Regions from separate parts of the Homo sapiens genome. Here region 1 is linked to region 2. Evidence: chromatin loops called from intact Hi-C (ENCODE). Cell type or tissue: mammary epithelial cell. All regions are shown on one strand.

What was found. Peaks named below come from ENCODE experiments on the same cell type or tissue, not always from the same donor. Only the 100,000 strongest peaks of a DNase experiment are listed, where the experiment ranks them.
Region 1: it touches region 2 in a loop (7-fold over the local background); 3 of 110 quality-filtered maps call a loop at or near these places.

The regions. Positions count from the first base shown.
Region 1 is chr20:56,632,416-56,640,415 of GRCh38, forward strand. TFAP2C (transcription factor AP-2 gamma) reads left to right here. Exons shown (of 7, transcript NM_003222.4): 4 at 938-1,154; 5 at 1,735-1,853; 6 at 4,195-4,339; 7 at 5,313-6,868. The coding sequence ends at 5,598. Among named protein-coding and RNA genes, the nearest start is that of TFAP2C, 7.1 kb to the left of the region's middle. RefSeq lists an enhancer at 4,383-5,143. In mammary epithelial cell, no CTCF peak of the experiment used is centred here; a DNase peak (open chromatin) is centred at 4,436; H3K4me3 peaks cover 2,231 bases; H3K27ac peaks cover 5,505 bases.
Region 2 is chr20:56,823,723-56,831,722 of GRCh38, forward strand. No RefSeq gene overlaps it. Among named protein-coding and RNA genes, the nearest start is that of TFAP2C, 200 kb to the left of the region's middle. In mammary epithelial cell, no CTCF peak of the experiment used is centred here; DNase peaks (open chromatin) are centred at 3,509 and 3,779; H3K4me3 peaks cover 925 bases; H3K27ac peaks cover 2,196 bases.

The sequences.
Region 1 (8,000 bases), 190 kb before region 2:
AAAATTGGATTACTTGGTGAGTGAGTGGTTTATGAAATTAAGTTACTTAACTGACAGGATTACCAGGATTACCATTTTGACTGTTTTGGGAAATAGAGTAGGCCTAAATTGAAGGTAGTTTTGGCCTGTTACTTGAACTGCTTAAATGGATTGAGGATGGAGGAAAAATGGATTTTAAAGAAAAACTCAGAAAAGACTACAAATTTTCAGTAAACTTAGAACGTATTAGTTTGGATGATTAAATTTACTGTGATCAACTGCACTGAAAAATTTTGGAAAGAATCTTAATGTGTCCTATGATTTTGGTTGTTCTTGAGGGGAAAAAACTCACCGTTTATTTAGTATTGAAGCAGTCTTCTGAAAACAAATGTTCTAATTAAATAGTTTTCAGCAGCTGCTAGGAAAAAAAAAAAAAGAAACCCTCCAAGCTTTGGATCTTCACTAATTAACTTCCCAAGGTGTTAACTTGTGAATTTCAGATTAGATTTGTCTCTGAAGTAGGGGGCTTTTTTAAAAAGTCAGCCATGGCCAGGTGCAGTGGCTGACACCTCTAATCCCAGCACTTTGGGAGGCCAAGGTGGGCAGATCACTTGAGGTCAGGAGTTTGAGACCAGCCTGGCTAACATGGTGAAACTCCATCTCTACTAAAAATACAAAAAATTAGCTGGATGTAGTGGTGGGCACCTGCTGGAGAATTACTTGAGCCCGCAAGCTGAGGCTGCAGTGAGCAGAGATCACACCACTGCACTCCAGCCTGGGCCACAGAGTGAGACTCTTATTATTTTTTTTTTTTAAATAAAGTCAGCCTGCAGTTGATCGTGGGGTGTGCAATGATGCTTGTCTAAAGATCACTTTCAGCTTTGGTTATTGGTTTTGAAAAGGTCTCTTTTGCTCAGAGAGAGCTCTTGTGACTGCCAGCTCTGACCTTCATTCACAGGTCCCATTTCCATGACCAAGAACCCTCTGAACCTCCCCTGTCAGAAGGAGCTGGTGGGGGCCGTAATGAACCCCACTGAGGTCTTCTGCTCAGTCCCTGGAAGATTGTCGCTCCTCAGCTCTACGTCTAAATACAAAGTGACAGTGGCTGAAGTACAGAGGCGACTGTCCCCACCTGAATGCTTAAATGCCTCGTTACTGGGAGGTGTTCTCAGAAGGTACTTGGGGCACAATTCTAGGCATAGTGGTTGGGTAGTTGAAGGTGAGTGTATCAGAGGCCCAGGAGGTATTTTTAACATTTATGTGACTTTATGCCTAACACTGAATTCTAATCGGGTTAGAGTTTTAGTACATTTCTTCTCCTTTAGAAAGTGCCAAATGTGGGAGGAAGTGCTAAAACGACGCTCACAAATTCTCACTTGGTTAGAATTTGATCCCATGTATGAAGTGATAGCATCTGTATTGAGGGGAGGTGGGGGGAGCACCCTGGGTTTGTTCCCCAGGGAGTTTTTGTGGGGCCGTTGTAGTTTCACAAGTGAAAATTTGTCTGCTCCCATACAATTTGAAATATTCGGTGATGCAGAGTTGGATGCTAGGAAAGATTGATTTTGTATCTTACGGGGACTAATTGAAAGAGGACCCTGCTATCACTTTTCATTATGGTTCACGTGATGTAGATAGTCTTTGATGGGTTTCAGCTTTGACAGCAGCACTTTAGGAGTTTAGAATTTTTAAAGTGTGCGTGTGTATGTGTTTTTGTTTTTGAGAGTAGCCAGAGTCAATTTTTCTTTTTCTTAGAGCCAAATCGAAAAATGGAGGCCGGTCCTTGCGGGAGAAGTTGGACAAGATTGGGTTGAATCTTCCGGCCGGGAGGCGGAAAGCCGCTCATGTGACTCTCCTGACATCCTTAGTAGAAGGTCAGTGGGGTTTTGTTTTTGGTTCGTGATGTTTTTAATTTGTGCCTGTGTCTTTAATACTTATTGCAGAAAAACTGGAAAACAACTCTTAAAACTTGGTTGCAAGTAGAGATGAAAGCAATTGGAATTGTTCTCTAAGTTTATTGGAATGAATCACAGTTAATTTTATCGAATAAGTTAACATTTAAGTATCTGGTTGCTCAGGTAGGCTCTTCTGTATTCCCCCAGAGAATCAATGTTGGAAAGAAACTGGTTTTCCTAACCTAAGAAATCACACTCTAGGGGTGTCGGCATTTCCTGTTAAATGAACCAGTTTTTTTGGAAGATAACAGCTGATCATTTGGTACACCTTGAGTAAAAGCTGGTTACTTACTGGTGAGCAGAAGTACTGCTTCTGTTTTTTGTAGCTGTGGGTTATTTTGTAGCTGGGGATTGTGGTCAGTGAAGAGAACCTCTTGTATACAATACGACTGGCCCGATTCACAATTCTATTCTTCCCTCCCATCCAAAGAAAAAAACTAATCGAACCCCTGGCCCACGCACAAGTTCCTCTTGCCAGTGCTAAGATAGTAGGACATAGCATTTCAGTTTCTTGAATGGGGGGCCCCTTTACCCCAACCTGGACAGTAGCCAAGAATGCAACACAACCTTTAAAAGGAGCTGAAGGGAAAGTAAAATAATTTTTTAAAAACAAAACAAAGCATGTTGTTACTGCTCCCGGGAAGAGTTGGACGCTGAGAGAGGCTTAGGGCTCTCACTATGGGCAGGGGAAGCCAAGGAGAAACGGGCTCCCCGTGGCAGTACCCTCTTTTGAAGACTTTCTTTCCTTGCTCTGATGGCGTGACGTGGTGCTCAAAGAGACTTGGCAGAGTCCCTGCTTTACCTTTTACGAGTGCCTTTGGAGGTCAGGGCAAGGAGAAAGGAGCTGCCTGTCTGAGAACAGCTGTCCTGCCTGTAGAATCGGCGGTTCTGCTGGGGTTTCTTGCTAGCCAGGCAGGGTGATTGAATAAGAAAGTGTGCTCCAGAACAATGGCTCTCCAAGGCTGCTTCAGTCAACCCAGGGGGCCCCTCCACCATCTGGGTTTTTGCAAAGCTCACCAGTCCTGCACCCTGGAGCCAGGGAAGGTACCTCTTGGGTGGGAGAAACTCTCTTGGTTGCCTCCCTTAGCTCTTCCACTGACTTGGACAGGGAAAAGGGTGCTCCAAGTTGGTTTTTAGGAGAAACATCCCTCCCATCTTTTTTAAAAGAAACATTCTAGAGATCTGCCCCTTCAGTAAAAAGGCACTATTAAAAAAAAAGTAAGCTGTCAGATGTCACCATTTTATAGAGAAGTGACTAGTTTGCTTTTGTCAAACATGTTTATAGCCCTTAAATTTTCCTACTTCCCCAAAATGATACTACTTAATATAAAGAGAAAACATGGGTATGTTTGATTATCTGTTGAGCAGAGGACTGGTAAACATTTTTCAAGTTTACTCATCTCAGTATCCATGGGGCACTGGTTCCAGGTCCCATACCAAAACCTGAGGATGTTCAAAATGTTATATTTGTATATAACCTACACACATCCTTCCGTATAGTTTAAATCATCTCTGCATCACTTACTTATAATACCTAATACTATGTAAATGCTATGTAAATAGTTGTTACATTGTATTGCTCAGGGAATAATGGCAAAAGTCTGTGTGTGTTCAGTACAGACACAACCATTCATTATTTCCCCCCCGAATCTTTTCAATCTGAGTTTGGATGAATACAGATTCTGAACCCACGGATACAGAGGGCTGACTTGATTGTGCAGTTAGAAGTTTCAGGGTCTTTTCTGCTCACATTGTGTGATCTCCACCCTCTATTCCTGGGGTGGAGGACCTACTGAGAATCCCTAGAAAGTTCTACCTACCAGCTGAGTTGTCTGCCCTGTATATGATTTCGTTCTTGCATGCAACGTATGACTGGTAGACAATGAATACTACTAGAAAGAGAGAAAATGGGGGCTGGGTGCTGTGGCTCATGTCTATAATCCCTGGCATGAGCCATTGGTTGAGACCAGGAGCTCAAGACCAGCTGGCCAATGTGGCAAAACCCTGTATCTACTAAAAATACAAAAATTAGCTGGGTATGGTGGTGCATGTCTGTAATCCCAGCTATTCAGGGGCTGAGGCACGAGAATTGCTTGAATTCCGGAGGTGGAGGTTGCAGTGAGCAGAGATCGGGCCACTGCACTCCAGCCTGGGCAACAGAGCGAGACTCCGTGTCAAAAAAAAAAAAAAAGAGAGAGGAAAAGGGCAGTTTGGCCTCAGTGACCACAGCCATCCTAAAAGCTGTTGCTGATTATTCTAGGTGAAGCTGTTCATTTGGCTAGGGACTTTGCCTATGTCTGTGAAGCCGAATTTCCTAGTAAACCAGTGGCAGAATATTTAACCAGACCTCATCTTGGAGGACGAAATGAGATGGCAGCTAGGAAGAACATGCTATTGGCGGCCCAGTAAGTATCTGAACTTGAATTTGATGATGACTCAATGCTCTAGACCTTGAGGTTGAGAAGATTCCCCCTCCACAGTCCCGATGGCTCAACAAAGAAATATTCTTGAAATAAATTAGGGTGGAGCAAAAGAAAATGGCAAGGGAGCTTCTTTTACAAAGTCAAATACATTAACTTTTTGTATGATTTAGAAGAGTGCATGACTCAGCCATGAGTATTTTTGAGCTGCTTAGTTATTCAACCCAAAGTAGTTGAGCTGCCCTTTCATTATTGTGTTAGCATATCTTACAAAAATGTGTTGAAAACCCGATTTGTTTTGTCACAACCAGTAAAGAGAGATTGTGTGCCTTCTACCTCCTGATAGCAAGACTTTTGTCTTTCAAATGTAAAGATCAGGGTGGATTTGTGGGCAAATTAACTGTCTCCAAAACGACTTAATGCAGCTGTGGGTTTTCTCATAGAAACCAACAGTAAGTTGATTTGAAAATGATGGTAAATGAAGCAGAACTAGTCGAGCCAGGAAATGGGGTAAAAGAGAGCGCAGTGAACCAGGCTGTGTCAGGAGTCAGAATTTCAGGGGGATGCTTCCTTCTCCCGGTTCCTCACGGAATTTGTTTATTGGAACCAACTTGTACCAAGGTAAACTGTCCCTTAAGCTCATGGGTTGGAATCCAGGCCCCATTACTTTTACCAGTCCTGGTGACCTTGGCCAGTTAGCTGGGGTTAAGTTAATCCTGTTGTCTTTTCTAATTGCAGTGAGGATTAAATAAGATAGTGCTTTAAAACAGCTTAACTCAGAGCCTGGCGCAGAATAGTTGCTAAGCGCAGCAGTTGGCTATTAGTATTAAATTCTCCTTCCTCGGGTTGAAGCAGTTGTGCTTGCCTCCCGGGCGCCAGCCTCAGTGTAGTTGGTTCTGTGCTCTTGACCTGTAAGGAGCTAGATGGAACTCATCGAGTCAACTGACTGTCTTCACAGGCAACTGTGTAAAGAATTCACAGAACTTCTCAGCCAAGACCGGACACCCCATGGGACCAGCAGGCTCGCCCCAGTCTTGGAGACGAACATACAGAACTGCTTGTCTCATTTCAGCCTGATTACCCACGGGTTTGGCAGCCAGGCCATCTGTGCCGCGGTGTCTGCCCTGCAGAACTACATCAAAGAAGCCCTGATTGTCATAGACAAATCCTACATGAACCCTGGAGACCAGAGTCCAGCTGATTCTAACAAAACCCTGGAGAAAATGGAGAAACACAGGAAATAAAATTGGAACGAAGAAAGGTTAGGAGAGTAGGGAAGGAACAGGACTGCAAAAATCCTTCTCCACCGCACAGACTGGGAACCCCTCCTGGCCTGGGGGAAGAGTTTGTTACCTACCTTACTATTTAAAGAGCCTTCACTGGTTCTGCATCACCCGCCCCTGGACTTCTTAGTTGTTTCTCTAGCGCTGAGCTATCTCCTAACTTTGGACCTATTATCAGAAGGTGACAAGTACTGGCTCTTTATTCATTAAGCTTTTTTTTTTTGAACCCCATTCTTTCCTTCTCTGAAAGTGGTGCTATAAGTTTTAGAATCTTTTAAATACATTCCCTGGGCCAACAGACCCACACACTTAGCCATTGAAATGTCAAATTGATGTGCCCTAGATCAACAGATCAACAATACCTTTTTTTTCAGTGTTAAGGTAATGGTTGGTTTTTGTGTCCGCTAAATATTTACCTTGAAAAAAAGAAAAGTGTGTATCTAGCTTCTTCAGAGATCAAGTCCTCTGGTAGGAGGCAAAGGTTCTATCTGCTTAGCAACTAGTTAATAAGTGGTATCTGACACACTCTAAACCCCGTGTTCAAACGGGGGCCTTCTGGTTTTAGGAAACTTGTAGAAACGAAGCCTGCTGATTGATTTTTTTCTCCTTTTTTTTTTTTTTTTTTTTTAACTTTGAAAGTTAACTCTTCAAATGGGAGACTCTTTGAAATGACATGTTCCTTTAAGGTACTGAAGCTTTATTTGCATATTTATTTCAGATGTTTCGAGTAAACTTGAAAAGGGTAGGCACGAAGCAATTTGTTGCTGCTTGTCACCCCCAAGTCCCCGTGGAGGTTCTGTATTTTAAGAAACAGTGCGTTGAGTGTACAGATTTTATTTATGCGTAATTTAATGGGGTCTGTAAATACTGGTGCACTTCTTACGACTTTTTTGAGACATGGGATCCAATTTTAATATTAACTTTTAATGGTGATGGGGTAATCTATAACACATCATAAGGTTTTATTCATATATATACAGGGTATTAAGAATTAAGAGGATGCTGGGCTCTGTTCTTGGCTTGGAAGATTCTATTTAATTGAAACTCTCTGTTCAGAAAGCAATAACTTTGTCTCGTTCCTGTTGGGCTGAACCCTAAGGTGAGTGTGCAGTACAGTGTGTGTGGGTGAAATGGAGATTTGGAATTGAACTCTCTGCCTGTAAATGTTCCCCAAATAATTGTTGTGTGTATGATACGTGTATAATAAAAGTATTCTTGTTAGAATCTGAAAGTCTGGCTATAGGTTTTTGTTTTTGCTTTTGTTTTAAAGTCTTTTGGGTGAATGGAATTAGGGCAGAGCTGATTTATGGCTTGACTGTGGCTTGGTTAATGCCCTGAGCAGGCAAGTTTTGTGTGCTGTTGGGGAGGAACCTGAAGTTTCACCTTTTCTCCCTAGCGACACTGTTCAGCTACCCCAGGCCTTATGCTGTCATCAGTGTCTCTCAACTGCAGAGGGATAGAATCATCCTCCCCACCCTGGAGGTGTTGGGAAATGTCTGAGGGACAGTTTATTGACATTAAGAGGGGCCAATGTTTTGGGAACAATGTCTCATGGAAGGTTACTGTATTGAGGACAGGTACACTGGCATACTGTACTCAGCATACTGTATAGTGGTCAAGAATGGAAGTGAAATGATTATGGGTGTTCTTTGGGCAGATGTTTCTCTCTTTTTTTTTTTTTTCTTTTTTTAAGATGAAGTCTCGCTCTTGGCCCCAGGCTGGAGTGCAATGGTGTAATCTCGGCTCACTGCAACCTCCACCTCCCGGGTTCAAGCGATTCTCCTGCCTCAGCCTCCTGAGTAGCTGGGATTACAGGTGCGTACCACCACACCTGGCTAATTTTTGTATTTTAAGTAGAGACAGGGTTTCACCATGTTGGCCAGGCTGGTCTCGAACTCCTGACCTCAGGTGATCTGCTCGACTTGGCCTCCCAAAGTGCTGGGATTACAGGCGTGAGCCACCGCGCCAGGCTGGGCAGGTGTTTCTTAGGAGGACTTGGCATTCAGTCGAATGCAAGCAGTGGACGTGCAGCATGCCAGTGTTTTCCATTCATCTAAGTTCTCTTTGGAAATGAGATCGTGCTCATCCACCCAAGACATCCTCTTCATTTCATCTGCCTGCAGGGGAAACCAGAGATTGAGTCTTTGTGCTACTCCAGGAGCAGAGGAGTCTGGCAGGGGTTATGTACTTGCTGGATGTTTGTGATGCACACGGCAGGTACTTGATCTCGAGTTGAAGCAGCCTGGCATCTCCTCCAGGAAGTGATGTGTTTAGAGTTTGCCATGTGTGGCCTGGCTTCAAAGGGAACTGGGAGCCGTAGGATTTTCCCCATTGGATAAGACCATTGCTTCAATGCCAGTTTT
Region 2 (8,000 bases):
AGGGAAATCTGAATAAGGTACAGCTTTAGTGAATAATGATATATCAATATTGGTTCATTAGTTATAGTAAACGTGCCATACTGATGGAAGTTGTTAATAATAGGAGACATTGAGTGTGGAGTACATGGGAACTCCCGGTACTATCTTTGTAATTTTTCTGTAAATCCAAAACTGATCTAAAAATTATAATTTAGCCAGGCGCCTGTAATTCCAGCACTTCGGGAGGCTGAGGCAGGAGGACTGCTTGAGGCCAGGAATCTGAGACCAGCCTGAGCAACATAACAAGACCCTGTCTCCACAAAAAGTAAAATTAAAAAATAATTAGCCTAGTATGGTGGGGCACACCTGTAGTCCCAGCTACTTGGGAGGCTGAGGTGGGAGGATTGCCTGAGGCAGGGAGGTCGAGGCTGCAGTGAGCTGTGATTGCACCACTGCACTCCAGCCTGGGAGACAGAGGAAGACCCCAACTCTTTAAAAATATGTGTATAAATAAAAAAATTAGAATTACAATCTATTTTTCAAATGAGGTAGAGTCTACGGATGGATGTGAGGGTTGTTCAAGATGTATGATTGAATGAAAACAGTGATCTCACTTTTGTAAAACAAAGTTGTGTGTGTGTTTCTTTAAGTACAGACAGGGTCTGAAAAGATGCCCTTTGCATCATAAGAGTTACCTTGGGTGTTTGCAGTGAAAACAAGACCTGGGAGGGGAAATAAGTATTGGGAGGGGATCTTCTACACTACTAGTCAATGTTGAGTTTTTTCTATGCATGTGCAAGGCTTTTACAATATCTATTTTCAATAACTATATTTCAAACACATAGACACACGTGGTGAAAAAGCAACCCCATGATGTGCTGGGGGAAGGTAGAGGAAGTCCAGTTGTCTGCTTCAGAATCATTTTGCCTAAATAGGTACCATATTCATCTCCCTTGATTCATAATTCAGAGGCAACAGCATGGAAGAACTAGAATACTCTCAGGTTTCTGGGCACATAAAAATGGCATTATTTCTAGAAAGTCTGATTTTGTTTTTTTGTTTTGTTTTTTTTTTCCTTGTTTGTTTGTTTTTGTTTTGAGACAGAGTCTCACTTTGTTGCCCAGGCTGGAGTGCAGTGGCATGGTCTCAGCTCACTGCAGCCTCTGCCTCTGGGGATCAATGATTCTTCTGCCTCAGCCTCCTGAGTAGCTGGGACTACAGGCGTGCACCACCACGCCCAGCTAATTTTTGTATTTTTAGTAGAGACGGGGTTTTACCATGTTGGCCAGGCTGGTTTCGAACTTCTGGCTTCAAGCGATCCACCCACCTCAGTCTCCCAAAGTGCTGGGATTACAGGCATGAGCCACTGTGCCCAGCCTTAGAAAGTCTCATTTGACCAGCATCTGTGGATGCTGTCACTATGCAGCCATCCAATGGCTTGCTTTGGAGTGGCTGCCATTTACCAAACACTCCCTCCGTGGCCAACCCAGAGAGGGGCCCACACACGCCCTCCCTTAGTCCTCAAAATGATGTTCAAGGTAAATTTTGTCACCACTACTTTTTTACATGAGAGACCCAGGGAAAGTTACTTGTTACCCAGCCAGTAAGGGAAGGTCTGGGCTCCATTCAGAGCTGTCCAACTCGGGGGCCCAAGCCTTGAACCACTCGCTCCTGATCCTCAGGGTAGAAGCCATTACAAAGGGAACTGCTCGCCTGAACATGAAGTCCTCCTCTGCTAGAGACACACATTGTCACACAGATACTTCCAGTCCCACAGCTTTCTCCCAGATGAGGTCCCTGTTCAACAAGATGGTTCCAATGAGCTTGACTCTCCTCTGCCATTGTTTATATTTCTGGTGGAATATTTTGGCCCTATAACCAGGTGCACATGGAATTTTAGTAACAATCAAAATGTCCAAGGGTTCATGAGACTCAGCATGTGCTTGGCTAAGATGGGCTGTATGGAAAGTATATGTTCGCCAACAGGATTTACATTTTACTTATTTATTTTTCCTGAAATCTCATCAAAATAAAAATCAACCAGGTTGCCCCGAGGCCCTCACTGATGTGTGGGAGGTACACTGAATGTAATTCACAGCTGGGGGACAAAGAGCAGCACAATGGCACTTTGTGGCAGAGCGGGGCTAGGTGGGGTGCATGGACCATTCTCAGGAAGGCAGGGGGCCTTTCTCTCCTCCAACCCAGATGGCCTCTGGAGAGAAGAGCAAGTGTCCAAGAGACAGCGGATTGGAGCAGACCGACTGTCAAGTGGAGTCAGGCAAATCTTGTGGGATCCATGTTTCATGCCTCCCTTAAATTTTGACCTAGGCTGGGTGCAGCGGCTCACACTTGTAGTCCTAGCTACTCGAGAGGCTGAGGCAGGAGGTCACTTGAGCCCAGGAGGTCAAGGCTGCAGAGAGCTGTGATCGCACCACTGCACACCAGCCTGGGCAACAGAGCAAGATCCCATTTCTAAAAAATAAAAATAAAAAATTTTACCTTTAATTTCCACAGCTTATGCCAAGTATTTCACTTTCATATGTATCTGTCCCCAGATACCGTCAGACTCACCGTGCACCCAAGACAAACCATGAGTGGGACCACGTTTTTTCTTAAATCCCCCCTGACATGTCAGCTGGTCACATGGTCTTCAGCTGAGAATGCCCTTCCTTTAGACTTGTCATATGGCACGGAGATTCTGCACCTTGATTCTCTCCCACCAAAGTGCTTTTGATGAGGGAGCTCAGAGTGTATTCTTGGATGAGAAGGTCTGCTTCCAATTGGGAGTGGAGAGCTTTGCCTCCTATCCGGTGCCTTCTCCTTCCTGGGTATGTAGAAAATGTCACATGATTCCAGTGCAAGGAACTGGAAGCTGATTTCCTCGGCTGCCCTCACTGACAAAAACCTAAGTGTCCGTTCAACACATTTCTGGGAGGTGTTTTCATTTTTTTGCTTTTTTCTTCTTCCATTTTTATTGTTGAGTTTCATCTGGTGCAAAGATTTCCACTAGAGAAGTGATTTGGAGTATTGCGGCATTTCCTTTCTTAATTAATCCCAACTGGGGCTTTGTCTACAGAAAGCATCTGAGGTTGATGGCTTCATCACTGTGCAGCGGGCTCTTCCTGCTGCATTTGTAAACACCAGCCGGGCCACAGTGCTCCGGCCCCGGTTCTGGTTTGAATTAAAGCCCCGGCTCAGGGAGCAACCCAGCTATGCTTTCCTGTAAGCTCTGTCAGTTTTCCAAAGCTTGTTAACACGCTCATATAAAAGGAAATAGGACGAACTTCAAGGAATTTACAACTGGTCTTAAACTTCAAAGACGAAAGCTACATCTATGCAACATGTGCACACAAAACCAGTATGTCCCTCCATCCCCTCTCTCCCCAGATACAACCTAACCAGCACAAAACAAAACAGAATCCAAACTCATAAAAGTTTGCTTAGCAAATCAGGGATGGCTCTGTGGGTTTGAAACCTTGTGTCACAGCCCCAGTTACAACACGAGGCTTTTGTGCATTGTGAAACACCAGGCAAAATTAGTAAGTCTGATGGAAGACATGATAAATAGTTCTCCAGCCCTTGAGAGAGTGATACTCACCAGCCCAGCCTAAAAGATCGGCTCCCTTGTTCTTCCCCAAAGCAAAGCTGGCCAGGTGGGTTCGTCTGGAAGGGAGGGCCCGACCATCCTCATCCTCCTCACCTGCCGCCTGCCCCCGCCCGCCCGGCCTGGGACAAGGCTGAGCATATCCACTGCCTGGTGCTGACACAGGGGCTTGTGATGAGCCCAGGAGGGAGAGGTCGGGGCACGTTCCTCAGCAGAGGGTGATTCATTTCAGAGCCGTCTCTTGGAGATGTCGACAACAAATAGAAAGGCACAACTTTTAAAATTCCCTTTGAATGTTCTCCTTTCTCCAGTGAGTATCAGCAGATCCGATTTATCTCAGCCTGCCTGGGTGTGGATGCCTAAGCCCAGTTCAAAGATTCTCGTTAGCTTCCTTTGAGCGTTTCCAAATTGAAACCCAAATAATTCAACTGAAGGCCCCATTCATGATGCGGCGGGGGTTTGCTCAGCGCCTCATGAATTGTTGCATGCACACAGCAAACGCAAGGCCACCGGCGTGGGGCTGCTTTGCCCGTTGCCTTTCTGTCTTCCATGCTAGAGCTATACATGGTGATCGTAGCACTTACGGGCAACAGTGACAACTGGAGCAGGAGAATTCTCTGCTGCGGGGGCCGCCCTGTGCAGAGCAGGATGTGTAGCAACGTCCTCAATGCCAGGGGCACCCTCCCCTCCCCAACTTGGGACAATAGAAAACGTTTCCAGATATTGCTGAATATCCCCCGCGAGTAGAGTTGAATGACGAAATACAGATGCTCAGTTACATTTGAATTTCAGATAAACAACAAATACTTTTCTTCTGTCTTGTATCTTACATACTTTGGAGCACACTTATAGTAAGACAGGATTTGGTGTTTATGTGAAATTCAAATTCAACTGGTCACCCTGTATTGTTATTTGCTAAATGTGGCAATTCTACTGCAAAAGACATAGGAGAGCCACTGACTTAGGAGAAACAACAAGTCTAGTTTCTGGTCCACCCCATTCTTGGCCGTTTAAATTCCTCAAGCTTTCTTTCTTCAGTGTAAAATGGGATCATGATGTCTGTCCCCTTTCATCAATAAAAGGATCCAATGAGAGTGAGCTGCCACTGTGCAGGTGAATGCCCGAGTCCGTCAGTCCCTGCCCTGTCCAAGCCCGAGCCTCTCGGGGGGTCGCTCGCTCCTTCCCATTTGGACTCCAGTGTGGGAGGTGGGTGGGGGCCGCACCCTTGGCTCTTGACCAATCAGAGAATCATATTTCTCTAGAGACAGGGATTGGCTGAGGGAGGCCATGTGACCTGAGCAGAGCCAATGAGAGACAATGTGGCTTTTGCTGGGACTTTAAGAGAGAGGCTCCTGTCCTGATCCCCGCAACTGAGCCTGGAAGCTGTAAGATCAGAGCGGCTGCCACCCAGCCAAGCACAGCTGAGACAGGGTTGATTTTTGATGGAGCTGTACCCAAAGCCATCTCCTCCTCTGGACTTTTCTGTGCCTAAACCAATGCATTCTCTCTTTACCCAAATCGGTTGGAGTTGGGGGTCTATGCCACACAAGGCACAAGCAGCCCAGCTGATTCACGTGTGAGATGGTTTCCCCACGCCTTGCCCACTCTAAGTGTTCAGTAAACGTTGAGTAGGATTGTAACATTCTGCTGCTGTTATTTCTTCAATGGAACTACAATGTCTTCAGGTTCAGAGGCCACATCTTCCCTCACATTGGTTTCCTCGTGGGTAAACCAGACGCCTGGGGAGCTGGAATCAGAACGACTAAATAAAGGGGTGGATGGGCGGCTATACAGAAGGAAAGACGCATGGGCAAATTGACAAAGGGCATTATGGGATGCAAAAAAAAACAAGCAAGACCCTCCTCCTTGAGAAGCTCTTCATGAACGATCACTGCAGTGATTCCCCCTTTTCTGCATCCAGCCACCTTTGCACGGTGACTAATTCCAAGCTGGGTACCCCCAAACCCAGCTCCCACCTCAGGGCGTTTACCCTTTCTGGAACACCCTCTCCAAGTTCTGCTTGTGGCTCGTTCCTTGCTATTCAGATCCACATTCCCATGCCACCTCTTCCAGGAGGCCCTCCCTCATCGTCCCAGCAGCTGCCCTTCCTATCATGCTCCCATGCTTTATTTCACTTGGGGCTACTATCACCATCCACAGTGACCTGCCCACTTGCTAACCCTGCCACCGTGTGAGCGCCATAGAGACAGGATCTTAATCCTCACTCACTGCCATGTCCTCAGCCCCTAGATTGAGCACATAGTAGATGCTCAATAAATATTTGTCGAATGAATGAGTTATTTACACATCTGGCTTCCGTCCCTGGAGGGCAGGCACCTTGTCTTACCTGTTTTGAACCCCCAGGTTTCTACTCAATGCAAATAAGGCATCAAATAAGACCTTAGTACATGAGTGTTGAATGAATGAATAATATTTAAGATGATGTTAGTTTCTGAAGAACCCAAAGCAACAGAAAGCTCAGTGTGGGGCTGCATCTCTCAGCCTCCTCAGGGCATCTGCCACTGCTGAAGTGACCTCCTGTCTCAGCAGCATCGGCGGCAGGATTACAGGGCAGGGTCGGAGCCTCAGGTCTGCTGTTGACATTGTGATTAAGGCGGGGAACACACCAGGGCCTCCCTCATAGGGCGGAATGAGCGTTAACTGGAGCAAAGCAGGTAACACGCTTAGAACTGTCCTATCATGCCTGCCACAGAGAGGCGTGATAGGTTTCCATTTCTCCACACATCCCTGCATCCATCCTCCTTTCGCTCCAGAGGAGGAAGCTTCCTCCACGAAGGAAGGTACCCGTCCAAGGTCACACAGCCAGTGAGAATTTTCTCAGCACATCCAAGAGGTGACCCGCCCCCCGCCCCTTGCCTGACACCTCCCTCCCCACCCCCACACCTTCCGGTTTCCACCCCGGGCTCATTTGTCTGCAGTTAAATCCTCAGGGACTTTTTTCTTTCCCCCAGGGTGGGCACATTTTATTTTAAACAGAAAAAAATGACAAAGTCGCTCATAAATCGAGCTGTTTTTCACACTGTCCTGTCTCTGACAGGCTGTTAGAAAAGTTGGGAGGAGAGGTGCTACTGTTATACTTTTGTTATTCGGTGCTAATTAGAAGAGAGCTGAGCGCTGGGATGGAGAACAGTTTCCAAAGAGGCACTTATTGTTCCCATTCGAATGAAAACGCCTTCAGATTAAAAAACCTCTCTCATTCCTGGGTGCTGCATTTCCAGCAAAATACTTTGTTTTGTTCTTAAAATTACCTGGTCGATAGAATACCATAGACATATTAAAATGTGTTAGAAAATAATCTTCTAAACATTCCTGTTAGAGTACTTAAAGGTATCTGACTGCTTCTTCTATAGCAATTGTAATGAAGATGCAGAGGGAACGTGTGTTTGATCTACGGAAAGACACATCTGTGTCCACAGACTGAGCAGAAGAGGTAGAGGGGAGTCTCCTCCTTTGTGTGGGGAGACAGGGTGCTAGGAGGAAAGAGCTTTAGCTGAGAAGCCTGAAAAGGGAAAGGGGGGTGCCGGGTGCCATGGCCCACACCTGTAATCCCAGCACTTTGGGAGGCCAAGGTGGGCAGATTATGACGTGAGGAGTTCGAGACCAGCCTGACCAACATGGCAAAACCCCATCTCTACTAAAGATACAAAATTAGCTGGGCGTGGTGGAGCACGGCTGTGATCCCAGCTACTTGGGAGGCTGAGGCAGGAGAATCGCTTGAAGTCGGGAGGTGGAGGTTGCAGTGAGCCAAGATCATGACACCGCACTCCAGTCTGAGCGACAAGAGTGAAACTCCATCTGAAAAAACAAAAAGGCGGGGGATGCAACGGACATTTTTTTCCTCCAAAGTCCACTGTGTGTGCCTGTTGCCCTGTCCAAGCTGCGTTCCAGCCCCAACACTGCTGCTGGATGTGGCAGTGTTTTACTGAATCCTCACATCTGCCCATGGGGTGCACGCTTATTGTCAGAGGCGTTTCAACCACAGCAACCCCATCTTGAATAGGAGCAGGTAAAAAGAGGCTGAGACCTACTGGGCTGCATTCCCAGATGGTTAAGGATTCTAAGTCACAGGATGAGATAGGAGGTCAGCACAAAATACAGGTCAAAAAGATCTTGCTGATAAAACAGTCCGCAGTAAAGAAGTCAGCCAAACCCCACCAAAACAGGATGACGATGAGAGACACTTCAGGTCGTCCTCACTGCTACACTCCCACCAGCACCATGACAGTTTACAAATGCCATGGCAGCATCAGGATGCTACCCTATATGGTCTAAAATGGAAAGGCATGAATAATTCCCCCCACCTTGTTTAACATATCATCAAGAAATAACCATTAAAAATGGGCAACCAGCAGCCCTTGGGATGCTCTGTCTATGGAGTAGCCATTCTTTTGTTCCT